3 separate regions of the Homo sapiens genome follow, and all the other regions are linked to region 2. Evidence: chromatin loops called from intact Hi-C (ENCODE). Cell type or tissue: heart left ventricle. All regions are shown on one strand.

Region 1 (5,000 bases), 76 kb before region 2:
GGAAGGTGGTGTATTCACAGGTTCCGTGGATTAGTATGTGGACGTCTTTGAGGGATTATTGTTCAGCCCACCACAATGGTCAAGGGCTGTTGGGGCCTCTCTGAGAGTCCTCTGATGTCTGCAAGCTCTGGGTCCTTTCTGTCCTGCAAGTTCTCCCTCCTTTCACGTTGGATCAGAAGGCCTGGCACTGTATTGGGCTCCAGGGACAGAAGTTTCTTCCCTTGTGGAGCTTGGGGGTCACAACTTTAATGATGTGGCCCCATCACTAGTGGGAAGTGAGTGGCTGGTCAGGGAAGCTGAGATCGCAAGAGAGGGTTAGAGTGGATGTGGCAGAAAGTCAGAGCCTGGACTCTGATGGCCCCGAGGTCAGAGGCCAGCTTTGTCTGCTTAGCTGCATGCTCTGAGGCTGCCGCGTCAGCCACTGAGAACCTCGGTCTCCTTTTTCGTAAAATGGAGATGAGATTGTCTAGGATGAGGCAATCGTGGGAAGCATTGGGTACATAGTTGACACTCCCTAAACTGAAGACCCCAAGCTGCAGCCAAGCAGCCAGTGTCTGTACTCCTAAGACTGGCCCTTCTGCTGCCAGAATTCCCTCCCTGGGGCCGAGCAGGCTCTGGGAAAAATCAATGGGAGGAAACCTCCATGGCTGCACCTCCCTCACTGAGGCCTGGGCCCTGAATGCCACTATTTTTACATTCTCTCACTTTTGTGCATTGTTTCCTGACTCTACAAATACAATCCTTCACCAGCTAAGGGGGGACTGCTCGCCCTCCAGCCCCAGGAACAATTGTTTGGGAAGATGGAAAAAAAATAGTTGGACTGAGGAAAAAACAAAACCTCTTGAAAGTCATTGTCTTCAGATGTCAAGTGTCAGCCCCACAGAGAGGAGACCGCATTCCACTCATTGTCCTGCTGCAGACAGGCACAAGGACCCCAGGATGTCCAGCCACCCCGCCCTGCATCCTGGGGCCCCGAGTGACTTGGTTCTCTTTGTCCAGGACATTCCGGCGGGAAATGCCACCCAAAGCAGGGCCTGTTCCCAGCCACCACTGTCTCCGTCACTTGAGGCTTTTCCTTCCAGCCACACGCCCATGCAGGCCCCAGATGGGCGAGGGCTGGTGCTGACGATAAGGGCTACAGTTCGTACAGTGCTTCCTAGTGCATTTTATCCTAACCCATCAAATTCTCCCCATGCCCCCGTGATGCAGGTATCTATTTCTTTTTTCTTCTTTTGGTGTAATAGTGTGAGATATAATTCACGTACCACCATACAGTTTACCCATTTGAAGTGTACAGGTGAATGGTTTTCGGTATATTCATAGAGTTGTACCACCATCTAATTTTAGGACCATTTCATCACTTCAGAAAGAAACTTCATATTGGCTGGGCATGATGGCTTACGCCTGTAATCCCAGAACTTTGGGAGGCCAAGGCAGGTGCATCACCTGAGGTCCGTAGTTTGAGACCAGCATGGCCAACATAGTGAAACCCTGTCTCTACTAAAAATACAAACATTAGCCAGGTGTGGAGGCATGCACCTGTAATCCCAGCTACTTGGGAGGTTGAGGCAGAAGAATCGCTTGAACCCAGAAGGCGGAGGTTGCAGTGAGCTGAGATGGTGCCACTGCACTCCAGCCTGGGTGACAGAGCGAGACTTTGTCTCAAAAAAAAAAAAAAAAAAAGAAACTTCATACCATTAGCAGTCAGGTACCATTTTTATATCCCCATTTCATAGAGAGGGAAGCTGAGACACAGAGAGGCTGTTTAGGGTCACACAGCCAGCAAATGACCGAACCAGGATTTGAACCCAAAATACTTGGCTCTGTCTAGAGGCCATTTTCTTAGCTTTGCTATAATGCAATGGTTCTTAACCAAGGATGATTTTGCCTCCAGGGGACATGGGCAATGTCTGGACACATTTTTGATTGTCACAACTGAGGAGAGGAGGGTTGTTATTTGTATCTAGAGGGTAGAGGGCAGGGAAGCTGCTGAGTGTCTTATAATACTCAGGACATCCCTCACAGCAAAGAACTATCCACTGAACTGTCAAGGTACCAAAGTTGAGAATCTCTGCTAGAATCCCACTCTGATGAGCCCATTTTTCAGGAAAAAAATCAACAACTGAGGAGCCCAAAGGAGTAGGGAGAAGCTGGGTTGTGAATGGGAAGGATTTTAGACCATTTCTGACAACAGTGAAGGGAGATAAATTCTGAACGGCTTGGAGAAGACTTAGCAGGAAAAAGATCTGCATTCCATTAGTGATGTCTGCCCTGGGTGAGGGTAAAGGCGAAGTAGCAGGTTCAGGTTTGCCTTGCCTGTGTCTAGGACAGAAGTCTCACACTCAGGTGTTCACAGGGCGCAGCAGTGGGTTGGGTGGTGGGAAATTGAGGAGCACTTGTCCTGGGTGAAGGTGATGGCTATCACTCTGCTCTACAGCACCTGCAGCCTTGTGGGCATTTGAGACCCATGTGTCAGTTTTTTCAAAAGAAGCTTGGAATTTGGATTTTAATGGGAAACCTGATATTCAAACTTAGGCCCAAGTTTCTCAAACCCCTCTGCAGGCCAAAGGAATGATGCCTCTGAGTTACCAGTTTGAGACCCATAAGGTAGCCCCATCATGTAGAGGAGGCTCTGCATAAATATCTGTTGAAGGAAGGATGGGTTGTTGGTGAACTCAGGAAAGTTTGTAGGCCAGGCCCCAGCCCCTTGATGGGGGCTGCGTGAAGAAAAGCATTGGGTTCCTCTCAGTGTCCCCCACTGCCTTCCCCCACTGTTGCATCAGACCTCTTCATGACAGGTTGTTGCAACTTGTTTTTTGCATCAACTTCCTCTCCCGATGTGGTGGGGAACGGGGCGGGGTGGGGTGAGAACTGGGCACCTTTTACCAGGGCCTAGAATCTGGGTGGGGGTGGGAGTAGTCTACTCTAGATGATTGATTGACTAATTAATTAAACACATCCTTTTCGAGGGTCTGCTGTGTGCTGGGTCCAATCCTAGGCTCTGGGACACCACAGTGACCTAGACAGACAAACATCCTTGCCTTCCTGGAGGTGAGACTCAAGTGGGCTAGATGGATAATAGACTGATATAAACACACATAATGTCCATGGTGACAGGTGCTGTGAGGAAAACAGAGCAGGGATAGACGTTTTCGATAGGATTGTCCTGGAAAGACTGAATGTGCCTCGGGGCCTTTGCCCCGGCTGTTGACCCTGCCCATGATGCTGTGTCCTCCGATACACGCAATGCTGTTTGCTCCCTGTGTCTGCTCAAATGCCATCTTCTCAGAACGGCTTTCTCTGAACAGCTCCTTGAAATGGCATTCCCACCTTATCCTTCTCTGTTTTCTTACCCTGCTTTAGTTTTCTTTGTAGCAATCATTCCTACCTGCCATTTTATTTTAAAATCAGTGTATAGTCTGTCTCTGCCACTACTTTGTGAAGGTGGGGAGTTAGTCTGATTTGTTCATTCACTGATGTGTCATTGGCTCTTAGCGCAGTGCCTGGCACATAATAGGTGTGCAGTAAGTATTTGCTGACTACACAGGCGAATGTAAGAATGCATAAGTCCTTCCGTGGCAGGGTCATGGCTTATATCTGTGTCTCCAGCACCCAGCTCGGTGCCTGGTGCACGGCAGGCCCTGGTTAACACTTGCTGGGATGGTTGGTACTCGGAGAGGACTTGTCCCCCTAGAATATCATCACAAGCAACTTCCTGCCCCTTTCCTAGTCCAGCCTCCCTCTCCTGGCTCAGCCTTTCTGCCACTTTTTCCAGGAAGTGTTTGTAGTTACAAAGTGTTCACCTGCATCATTTCACTTAAACCTCAACAACTACTCCTCCCCCCCTTTTTGTTTGGTCCAGGAAATTGACTCAGAAGTGTGGTGACTTGCTGAAGTCACGTGGTTGGCAGTCAGCAAGGAGGATGGGGCAGGGCAGAGGGGTGCGCTGGTGGTGATGAGGATGTGGGGGGCTCTGCAGTTTATAAAGCCTTCCCCTTCTCATCTCACCTCAGGAGACTCGGAAGCAGGCAGTCTATAATAATAGAGCTATTTGCAGGATGGAAAAAACTAATAAAAATAAGTAAAAATAGTGTGGGATAAATGTGAGTGTGCTTGGTGCATGTAGAAGCCCTACAGATGTGGTTGATCCAAATCCAGGTTTCCTTAGGAAGCACAGTGGGTTCTGTCTACCTGCACCAGGGCTTGGACTCCCTGCAGACACTCTAGAAACTCAAGATGGGGAGATCATAATAGCCAATGCTTTTTTTTTTTTGAGGCAGGGTCTTGCTTTGTCATCCAGGCTGAAGTGCAGTGGTGCGATCTTGGCTCACTGCAACCTCTGCCTCCTAGGCTGAAGTGATGCTCTCACCTCAGCCTCTCGAGTAGCTGGGACTACAGGTGTGCGCCACCACACCTGGCTATTTTGTTTGTTTGTTTGTATTTTTGGTAGAGATGAGGTTTTGCCGTATTGATTGATTGCTCGAACTCCTGGGTTCAAGCAATCAGCCTGCCTCGGCCTCCCACAGTGTTAGGATTACAGGTGTGAGCTCACAGGTGTGAGCCTGGCCAATAATAGCTAATGTTTTTTGAGCACCTGCTATGCACCAGGGACCATTCAAGTGCTTGTTATGTGTGTTAGCTTCTGTAATTCTCATTGTAATCCTGTGTACTCATTTTATCCCCCGTTATAGAGGAGGAAATGGAGGCAGAGAGAATAAATAATTTACTTCAGGTCTTAGAGCTTGTAAGCAGCAGAGCTGGGATTTGAGCCCATTTAAATGCTTTGCCTGTAGTATTTCTTTTTTTCTTTCTTTTCTTTTTTTTTTTTTTTTTTTGAGATGGAATCTTGCTCTGTTACCCAGGCTGGAGTGCAGTGGTGCGATTTCAGTTCATTGTAACCTCTGCTTCCCAGGTTCAAATGATTCTCCTGTCTTAGCCTCGCAAGTAGCTGGGATTACAGATGTGAGCCACCATGGCTGGCTAATTTTTGTATTTTTTGT
Region 2 (5,000 bases):
GTGGGGCAGATCATCCCCATCCACCCATGCAGCCTGGCCCTGCCCAGGAGCCATCCTGGGCAGAGTGACAAAAGGACCTGAATCCTTATGGAGCAGCCCTCAGAGATCAAGAAGGCTAGTGGGGTCCCTAAATCAGGTCTTTCAACCTACTACCAGACATAATTTTCCATTGTGACCTGGTACACCCATTCATGTAATATATGATTGAAGCTGAGGTTTCACAGAGCTTACTGTGCTTGATCCCACTCTGAAAATATCTGTTTCTGTTCTCTTCTGTTCTTTCTATTCTATTCAAGTTGCTTCTTCATTCATTTCAAAATTAATGCTGGCAAGACCCATGACATTGTTTCACAAAGCACTAACGGTTTGAAAAATGCTGCTGTAGCACTTGGGAAAAGAGAAGCCACTCTAGGCATTTCAAGCAGAGAGGTATTGAACACAGGTAATTGATTACAAAGGTGTTTTAAGGGCTGGAAGAATAAAGGTAGGCCCCCCACCCCCACCCCATTTTTTTTTTGGCTGGGGCTGCCATAACAAAGTGCACAAAACTGGTGTGGCTTAAACAACAGAAATGTATTGCTTCACAGTTCTGGAGGCTGGCAGTCCTAGGTCAGGGTGTTGGCAGGGAGAGTATCTGGTGAGGCGTCTCTTCCTGAGTTACATGTGAGGGGCGAGGGAAGCTTCTATAAACTTCTCAGTGCCCAGAGCCTCCACTTTCTCTGTTTGGGAAATACAGCCCCATTTTATAACTGGAGTTCAAAGGGGTCAGAACACAGGTGTGACAGGCTGGCTCTTACACGCAGGTCACCTGAGGGAGAGGGCTGGGGCACGGGAGAGGTAGAAGAAATCCAGTCCTTGTAAAATGGTCAGGCTGTTTTAAGGCCCTACAATGTGCTAGACACTCCGGAGAGGACAGTGCCAAGGGCTTGCAACCTCATGAAGCTTGTGGTGCAGCTGGGGAGAGAGGTTTGCCGGCAATGCGGGAACTTTATTTAGAATGTAAGGACTTAAACTCCCCCCAACTTCCCTAAAGCCTTTGCAGAGGCCTAGGGTAAAAGCTGCCACTTTATCACAGTGCTGTGGACCAGGTGAGAGGTTGTGTGGGCCAGGCTTGAGCCAGGATGGTCATTGTGGAGACAGGGAGCAGTGGCTGTGTTCTGGATAACTTGAAAGGCAACAGCATTTGCTGATGGGGTGGAAAAGTAAAGGGAGTTCAGGACTTTAAGGCGCTGGAAAGCTGCAGTTGCTCCTTTGAGAAGGAGAAGAAGATGGCGGGAGGAGCAGGCTGCAGGGGGCCGTGGGAAGCCCACGAGTGCAGTTGTGGACGGGTTATGTCAGGCTGGTAGACACCCACATGGAGATGTGGGCTTGTTGGTTGGTTGCAAAATCTTGACTTGGGGAGAAAGGTCTGCATTGGGGACCTACACATGGGAGATGGTGTTAAATGGTCTTTAAAGCCATGAGACGGCCTGAACTGTGCAGGGGAACCTGAAGGGATAGAAGAGGCAGGCCTGGGCCCTGGGGCCCGATGATGGCATTGGAAGGAGGAGGGGGCAGAGACCTCTGAGTGGAGCTGCTGGCGAGAAGGTGGCACTCCTCCGGAAGCCAAGGGGAGGAAGAGGCGGGGAGGCAGGAGCAGGTCCCTGGGAAGGAGCAGGAGCCCGGTGGAGGCTGAAATGCTGATAGACATTCAGGGTGCAGTATGGATGTTGGGCAGGCCACGGAGGCTTAGTGTGGACTTGGGGACAGCTGGCACTCATGGCCTGAGGCTTGTGGTGGAGGGGCAGCAAGTAGAAGGGTTCAAACCTGCAGGGCGCCATGGACTCTATTGCCCTGTTGCCCTCAAGGGCCTTGGTGCCCTATTTTCCTCAAAGATCAGGAACTCCAGCTCTGAGCTTCCATGGAGAGGAGAGTTTGGGCCTTGGAGTCCTGCTGGCTGGGGCAGGCGGGGCGGGGCAGCCTGGCTGGCCTTTTCAGCCAACTCCTAATCCCACAGGAAAGGAGGTTTTTCTCTCAGGAGGGGCCTGCTTCCGGGCCCCCTGGGGCCAGAGAACCTTCCCATCTCCTGCCAAACTGCTCAGTCCGGACCGATGAGGCAGCCTGTCTGTGATCAGAACTTCGAGGAGTTCTGCCTCCTCAGGAAGGATTAGAGAGATTTCTTTTACTGCCCATTTGAAATGGGGCCAAGATAGCAGCTTGTTTTGTAACTGCAGGTCCGAAAGGGCCAGCCTTTCTGCAGGAGATTATTCTGATAAACTCTTCTCCCTGCACGGCTTTGCTCTGCACACAGCCGTAGGGTGTGTGATCCTGCTACCCCCGCCAGGGTCCCGCTACTGAATCTTCTTGTCCAAGATGCGTCCCTGGTCCTCCAGGGTAGAAGGACTTGGTAGCCTCCGAGATATTGATCAAGCCCTTTGCTGCATGTGCTGGCATTCAGCCATGTCTTTTAATCCCCACACAACACCGTGAAACAGTCACTGCCACTACCCCCATTTTAAAAGTGAGGAAACCGAGGCACAGAGAGGGGAAGGGTTCTGTACAAGATCACAAAGCGACACTGGTGCTGTCTCCCACTGTACTTTGCCTGTCTATTCATTTTTATTTCTACTCAGCACATTTTATTTTTCCCTAGCAGTTCCTCTCTCTACATCTGTCTCCACTGTTAGGGAACTGCATGAATATAAAAAGTGTCTGATTTATCTTTTGGTTTTTAGAGACAGGGTCTCGCTCTGTTGCCCAGGCTGGAGTACAGTGGTGTGATCATAACTCACTGTAGCCTCAAACTCCTGGGCTCAAGCGATCTTCCTGCCTCCTGAGTAGCTGAGACTACAGGTGTGTGCCACTGTGCTAGGCTTCTATAGCTAATTTTTATTTTTTTTTGTACAGATGGGGGTCTTGCAAATGCTCTCGCCTTGGCTTCCCAAGGTGCTGGGATTACAGGCGTGAGCCACTGCACCTGGCCTGATTTGTCTTTATCACCCCCAAGGGTTGGCTTTGAGTTAGACTTGGACTCAAGTCTTGGTTCCCTCACTTTCTAGCTGTGTGACATTGGGGAAGTTTCTTAACCTCTCTGAACCTCAGTGAACGATCAGTTAAAGGGAGATAATAAAATGTGCCTCTGAGGACTGTCGGAGGATACAGTGAGAGAACACGTGACGTGTGCAGCACAGTGCTGGTGAGACTCGTGGGAATCGTACTGGCTGTGCATGATGAGTGTATGAAGGAGGGGCCTCTTTCTGCCCTACTCAGAGAAAAATCTCTTAGATGCCACATTTAAAAAGCAAAGAATAAAATCTGTGTGTATTAATGTGGAGGGTGTCCTGGGAGGAGCATGGCCTGTGCCCTCTGGCATCGTCAGATTAGTAGGGGAGACAAAACAGATTCACTCATTCATTCACCCACTCAGTGTTACCGAGTCCCTGCTATGTGCCAGTCGGGAATAGGACAGATGAAGTCCCTGCCCTCATAGAGGTAAGCATCCAGTGGGGGAAATCAGACAACAGAAGAGGAGACAGATAGAAAGAAGGGAATTTCAGCAACTTGATGAATGCGCTAAGGAAATACTTAGCGTGAAGTCAGGACAAGAGGAAATGGGGCTGGTTCAGAAGAGTGGGCAGTCAGGACCTCTCAGGGGAAGTGACATTTAACCACGATCTGAAAGACAAGCAAGAGCCAGCCATGAGAGGGTGTGGGGAACAGCATTCCTGGCTTAGGAAGCAGTAGGCGCGAAAGCCCTGAGGCTGCAGTGAGCTTTGAGTGATGGTGGAACAGGAGGAGGCCATTGTGGCTGGAGCCTGAGTGGTCAGAGGGGCAGGAGATGTGGCCTCAGCAGTTAAAGTGGGTCACCTCAGGCAGGGCCTTGGCAGGCAGCTCACATTTCCGTCTTGGTGCTGTGGGAAGCCACTGGAGGAGTCTCGGTAGTGGAGTGAGATGAGGATCCAGATCGAGGGCATTGGTGGAGCTGTCGGAGCTCAGGGTTACCAGGTATGACGCGGCGTGTCTGGCAGGGGCCGTCAGGAAAAGCTTCCTGGACGAAGGCCTTGGGTTTCACCCTTGGCAGAGATTAGATGCTGTTCAGTTATGGACGTCTGCCAGAGGGAAAGCTCCAAGGTGGAAGGGGCCTTGGTGTCTTGGCCACCTGTACGCACAGGTGCAGGGTGTTAGTGTGCACGAGAGGGTCGGTAAGGATTTGTCCAACATTGTCATCTCCAGGAGGCATCCCTGAGCCGTGGAGTCACAGGGATGGGTATTCCACTGGGTACCCCCCAGTCCCTACCCTCTTGGAGCCCACGGCCCATGGAGGAATCAGGCAAGAACAAGGGATTCTTGTGTTGGGTCATAAGTGGTACCTTGGGCCTGAGCTCAGGCGGCTTTCTTAGGAAGACTGCAGAATGTATTCCTTGTGCCTCACCCTGGCCGTGGCCCATTGTAGGCTAAATAGATGTTTAGTGGGTGAATGATTCTAGGAGGCGGGAAGGAAGGAGGGATGAAAGCTGACACATCCTAACTCTCAGCTCACCATGCCATCCCTGACTCTCAGACTGCCCATCAAGCTAGATTGCCTTCTCCTTGTATCTCCAGCTCTCCTCACACTGTCCTGAGCTGTGTCTTTCTGGGAGCTTGGACCTAGCTGCCCTTTGCATGCCAGCGCCCCTCCCCACTGGCAGATCGCTGGTTTCCTGACCTTACCTCTCAGGGCTTCTGTGTGCGCTGATCCCCTTGCCCAGAACACTCTCCCCTGTACCCCAGAGGTGGCTAGCAGTGCCCCACTGACCTGATAGAGTTAGCAGACATGTTTTCCTCGGCCCACGTAGTGCTTTCAGAAAATGTTGGACTCGATATGAACATTTAATGATGGGGAGATTTCACAGGAAATGCTGGATTTCCTCACTCTCCCGAGAAGCTGTTAGATGCGTTCGTCTTCTAACATAATGGGCCATGATGGGCTACACTGAAGAGTGGCTGCCAGCTTTAGACACGGCAGGCCCCGGCTGGTTCTG
Region 3 (5,000 bases), 66 kb before region 2:
TGCGGTTCATTGTCCACAGTCACTCACTGATGGCGCGTGATGGAGACTGTCTGGGTTTAAGGCCCAGCTCCTTCACTTGCCAGCCGTGTGGCTTTAAATAAGGTCTTTACTGCGCTGGGCCTTAGGCTCTTCTGTAGAATGGACATAGTAATAACAATGCCTGCCTCCTCGAGTTTGAGGATTAAAACACCTAGAGCAGCACCTGCACATAATGAGGCCTAAAGGTGTAGTTAGTGAGTTAAAAAGGTGTTCTTATTCTAGTTGCCTCTCCCAGCTCGATATCAGCTTACTTTCTGGAGCCTGTTCTCAGTTTCTCCCTGTCTCTCCCATCCTTTCTCCACATACCAGTCTCTCTTGAGCACCTGCTGTGTGCCAGCCTCTGTCCCAGGCGCTGCGTAGACGGCCAAGGAAATTGACTTCTGCCCTGAGGGAGCTGATACTTTAGTGAGGGAGATGATACTGAATGATCAAACCTATCCATACTTAATTGATAAGAGCACAGCCAATAGCGGAGACGTCTGTGAAGGGTAACAGGGTTCAGGTGGCTATGTAGTGGGTGAGATCCTCTCTTATATGGGTCCAGGGGTGGCCTGTGAGAGGAGGGACCTCTCCTGCCAATTGAATGTCTTGGGAAAAGCTCTGTAGGCAAAGAACAGCACGTGCGAAGGCCTGGATGCTGGGGGCCTGGTGTGTTCAAGAAACAAAAAGGAGACCAGTGTACCTGCAGCTGAGCCAGTGGGGTGAGAAGAGCCCGCATTAGACAGTATTTGGGCGGTGGAAGAGGTTGGATTTTTTTCTAGGTTTTAATTAGAGCCTTTTCTGAGGCAAGGATTTCTTGACCTTGTCACTGTTGTTTGCGGTCAGCTGTGTCTTTGTGGGGTTGTCCTGTGCACTGTAGGGTGTTTCGCAGCATCCCTGGCCTCTACACACTAGATGCCAGGAGCACCCCTGTCCTCAGTTGTGACAACCCAAAATGTCTCTAGACATTGGCACATGTCTTCTAGGGGGTAAAATCACCCCCAAGTTGAGAACCACTGGGCTCAGGTTAGGGCGACAGGTGAGACCTGGCCTGGCATCGGGAGACCTGGTTCTAATCTGTGTTTTGTCACCAGTTTGCTGTTTGACCTCAGACCAGTGTCTCATACTCTTGGTATCTCCATTAAGTGGGAGCTTGTTGGAGATGGCAAACTCATCATCCTTCTAACCCTCTCCCTGCCACATCCATGGCAGACATCACTAATCAATTATGATGTGGCTTCCTGCTCAGTCTAGAGCTCTGGGGACCCTGGAAACACTCAGGCTGGGAGCTGAGTAAACAGTCTCTCTGGTCCTTCTCTTATGCCCCAGAAGACCTGGATATACATTTAGAGGAACTTGAACGCCTGGGCTCGAGGAAACATGTGCATCACCTAGAGGAACTTGTATACCCATACCCCAGTCGACGAGAGTATACAGCTGAAAGAACTTACACCTGAGTGCCATTGTTTACAGTAAGGATGTTTGAAACAAGTGTCTGCAGCATGGCAGTGGTTACTTCATGCTGTGATTTTGACTAGTAAGCAATGAAATGAACAACTTGAGGTCTGTCTTATTGTGGATTCCCCAAAGAACATGACCCGAGACTGATTCAAGGGCAAGTAGCATACTTGGGAGGTCACCCCAGGAAGCATCAATAGGAGAGTGGGGGAGTGAGGCAGGGAGGAGAAGGCAGCCAAGAAAGGTGTGTCATCAAGCGGGTTACCATGGGGGCCACCGGAGCTGAATCCATCAAGGCACTCGGGGAGATAGTGTCCATCGAGTGCCTCAGTTTCCTCATCTGTCTTTTCATGCCAGGTCCTGCTGGCCATCACTGAGGGCTGCTCCCAGGCAGTCTTACTTCTTCCGCACCTCTGGCCTGCCCTGCACATGAGAGCGGGGTCTTCAGGCCAAGAGATGCAGGTGCTGGCAGCTCGATGTGGTGTGGGGTAAGGGTGGGGTCTGGATAGCAGATGTTGCCCAGTGTACATATCAACATGGGTAAATGTGGAAGACATGATGTTGAGTGAGAAAATCAAGTTGCTGAAAGCATGCTACTTATAAAAATGTTGTGAACATGCAAAACAATATTCTCTCTTGCTTATAGATGCACACAGCTTGGTAAGTGGGCAGAGGCATGCGTGGGAATGAGGAGCACCAGCTCCAAGTACCTTGCAGGGAGAGAAGGTGCCCAGTGGCTCACCTCTCTCTGTAATGATTCCTTTCTGCCTTTTCTACTTAATACATGGAGGTTTGATATTTGCATGGTACTGTGGGTAAACTGAACTAATCTCGAGTGCATACTGCTGGGGCTTTGCATATGCAGTGACCTGTGTCTCCACTGCTCAGATCAAGATATAGAACATTTCCAGCACCCCCAAGAGCCTCCTCATCCCGTTTCCAGTCTGTGCCTCCCCTAGACTTGTTGAATTTCTTTTTGCAAATGGTTTCAAGCAAATTCGGTGTAGTATTAAGATTTGCCAAAGCTGGGTAGTGATGAGTTTGTGGGTGTTTGTTGTTTCTCTCTATTCTTTTCTGTATCCCTGACGTATTTCATCATCACATTCATAAAATGAAGAGGAGGACTTGGGCAGATGTGAGGACAAGTGGTCCAGGCATGGGCAAAGCTTCCGAGGCTGGAGGAGTTTCTCAGGCAGCCCTGGAAATCCTGAGAACAGTATTGTGTCTAAGGGAGGCTTCGGAGATGAGAGCTGCTTTTGACCTGAGTGTTTCAAAGCTGTCAAGCCTTGGACAAAGGAAGAGTCGCCCTGGAGGGTCCCTTTCACCATCCTGCCAGTGCAGGGGACGCCGTGCTGCCTGGAAAAGCCAGTCGTGCCTTGGGCAGCAGGAGGGCTGGTCCCAGAGCCTCTGCTGCCCATTCTTTCCGGGTCACGAGCTGCCCATTGTGGCCTTCACACCGGCTTGTTTGCAGTTCCTCAGTGGGTGGCCCGAGCCTCCCATTGTTGCAGCACAATAGCGGTGGCAGAGCTCGTGTGAAGAAACCAGGACAGGAAGCCCCAATCTAGGCCAGCGGAGTGCGGCACTCCCAGCTTCCTGCCCTCCCTGGCTGTGCTGGGTGAGGCTGCCTTTGTCTCCCTCTAGTCTGGGGAGGCTGGAGCTTGACTTCCTGTCAGTATCCCAGGCCCTGTTAAAACATCCTCTAGGAACCCCAGTCCCTGTCCCCTCCGCTCATTGTCGTTTCAAAAACAGGATCCACAGACTTCCAAGGAGCCTGAGTCGAGGTCTCCGGCATGGGTCAGGCACTGTGCCAGGCGCATTCCAAACCTTCCTTTGATTTTCAAGCACCTGCTATTTGCTGAGCACTACATTTGGCCCTGAAGACGTAGCTGTGAACAAGACAGGCAGGGTCCCTGCCTTCAGGGAGCTTCCATTCACTTTATCCCATGACATTCTAAAAGGTGCTGTATTCCTATGATTCCACTGGGAAGAGTAAATGAAGACTTAGAGAGGCTAGTGCACTTTCCTGAGGTCACACAGCAGGAAGGACCCATGGTTGAAACTCAGACTCACCAGTTTCCAAACCTGGCCTCTGATGTTGGATTGGGGGTTATGGTTTCATCCCAGCCATGATCCCTGCTTATCCTGGCCTTTCCCTTAGGAGCTTGTATAGATTGCTTAACCTCAGTTTCCTCATCTGTCAAATGAGCTCCTAACGCAAGATGGGAAGATAGGAGTTTGCATTAAGAAGAGGAGGGCCTCTTGGCGGAGGTGACATTTGAACTAAGGCCGGATGGATGAGGAGGCTGCTCAGGGCAGAATGGGGGAGAACATCTTGCAAGCAGGAACAGCATATGCAAAGGTCCTGAGGCAGGAGTGTATTTGGCAGGTGGATAGAATCTAGAATGAGAGTGTGGCTGAAGATTATTTATATTGAGGTGTGTGGGAGGATGAAGTACTGGAAGATGAGATCAGAGAGATTAACAAGGACAAGATCATGGGGACCATGGAAAGATTTGGATTTTAAGTGCAGTGGGAAGCCATGGAGATTTTAAAGGCATGGATTGACTGATCTCCTGTACATATTTAAAGGGATCTCCCTGGCTGTGTGTGTAGAGAACAGACTTTTGGGAGGGTGAAGGGGACCAGGAGGGAAATGGCTGTGTTAGTCCAGGCAGGAGATGATGATGGCTTGGACTGGGGGGGTGGTGGCTGTGGAGATGGGGACCAGTGGTTGTAGTATTCAGGTAAAGCTGGTAACATTTGCTGATGTATTGGAAATGGAGTGTCAGAGGAGAGGGGCTGAGGACGGCTAGTGGGTTTTGGCTAGAGCCCTTGAAAGACAGAGGTGCCATTAAGTGGGGAAGAGTTCGGTGTGAGTTTGGGAAAGGTCATTAATTAAGTGTTGGACAGGCTGAGTTTGGACATCCAGGTGGAGACACTGAATCTGCAGCTGGAGATAAGAGTCTGGGGGTTTCAGGGGAGAAGTCCAGGCTGGGGATATAAACATGGGGGTCATAAAAAAAGGGGATTTAACCCATTTATGCTGGAGGTTGCAATTTTTTTTTTTAATAAAAAATCAGACCTTGGCAATGACCTTGAAGAGTAGGATATAAGTAACTCCCACAAGCTTAGCATTCCAGTAATGGAACACTAGGCATAAATGGGTTAAAGCCCCAAGACTGGCTGAGATGGCTCTGCACTCTGTGTGGACAGAGACGAAGCTGCTTCCTGTGTCTTGCCTTCCTCTGTGACTCGCCATGTGGACTGTCATTGCGCCCCCTCCCAAGAGGCTTGAGTCTGGGCAGGTGGCCGGGCTCCCGGGGGCAGGCATGGACGTGTCGTGTCTCTGGGTGATGGAAAGGATCTGACAGCCTTGTGCAGAGGGCTAGCCTCCTCTCTGCTTACCTGCTCCGCTTCCCCTGACCCCAGCACTATCTTGGGCTGTCCCCGCCATCTCTCCTGCACTCAGAGATCTCCCTAGACAAGCGTGGTGGGATGAGACAGGCCCCTGCAGCCCATGTCTT

What was found. Peaks named below come from ENCODE experiments on the same cell type or tissue, not always from the same donor. Only the 100,000 strongest peaks of a DNase experiment are listed, where the experiment ranks them.
Region 1: a loop joins it to region 2, with 2.5 times the contacts of the local background. A loop is called at or near these places in 4 of 110 quality-filtered maps.
Region 3: it touches region 2 in a loop (2.4-fold over the local background); 4 of 110 quality-filtered maps call a loop at or near these places.

What each region holds. Positions count from the first base shown.
Region 1 is chr20:48,759,385-48,764,384 of GRCh38, reverse strand. All of the region lies in intron 1 of PREX1 (phosphatidylinositol-3,4,5-trisphosphate dependent Rac exchange factor 1), which reads left to right. Among named protein-coding and RNA genes, the nearest start is that of PREX1, 66 kb to the left of the region's middle. RefSeq lists enhancers at 713-1,488, 2,935-2,984 and a silencer at 3,515-3,564. In heart left ventricle, no CTCF peak of the experiment used is centred here; DNase peaks (open chromatin) are centred at 991 and 2,834; H3K27ac peaks cover 3,977 bases.
Region 2 is chr20:48,683,607-48,688,606 of GRCh38, reverse strand. The region is part of intron 10 of PREX1 (phosphatidylinositol-3,4,5-trisphosphate dependent Rac exchange factor 1); the gene reads left to right. Among named protein-coding and RNA genes, the nearest start is that of PREX1, 140 kb to the left of the region's middle. RefSeq lists an enhancer at 4,829-5,000. In heart left ventricle, no CTCF peak of the experiment used is centred here; a DNase peak (open chromatin) is centred at 2,000; H3K27ac peaks cover 623 bases.
Region 3 is chr20:48,749,408-48,754,407 of GRCh38, reverse strand. The region is part of intron 1 of PREX1 (phosphatidylinositol-3,4,5-trisphosphate dependent Rac exchange factor 1); the gene reads left to right. Among named protein-coding and RNA genes, the nearest start is that of PREX1, 76 kb to the left of the region's middle. RefSeq lists enhancers at 2,655-2,784, 4,387-4,982. In heart left ventricle, no CTCF peak of the experiment used is centred here; a DNase peak (open chromatin) is centred at 2,987; H3K27ac peaks cover 1,151 bases.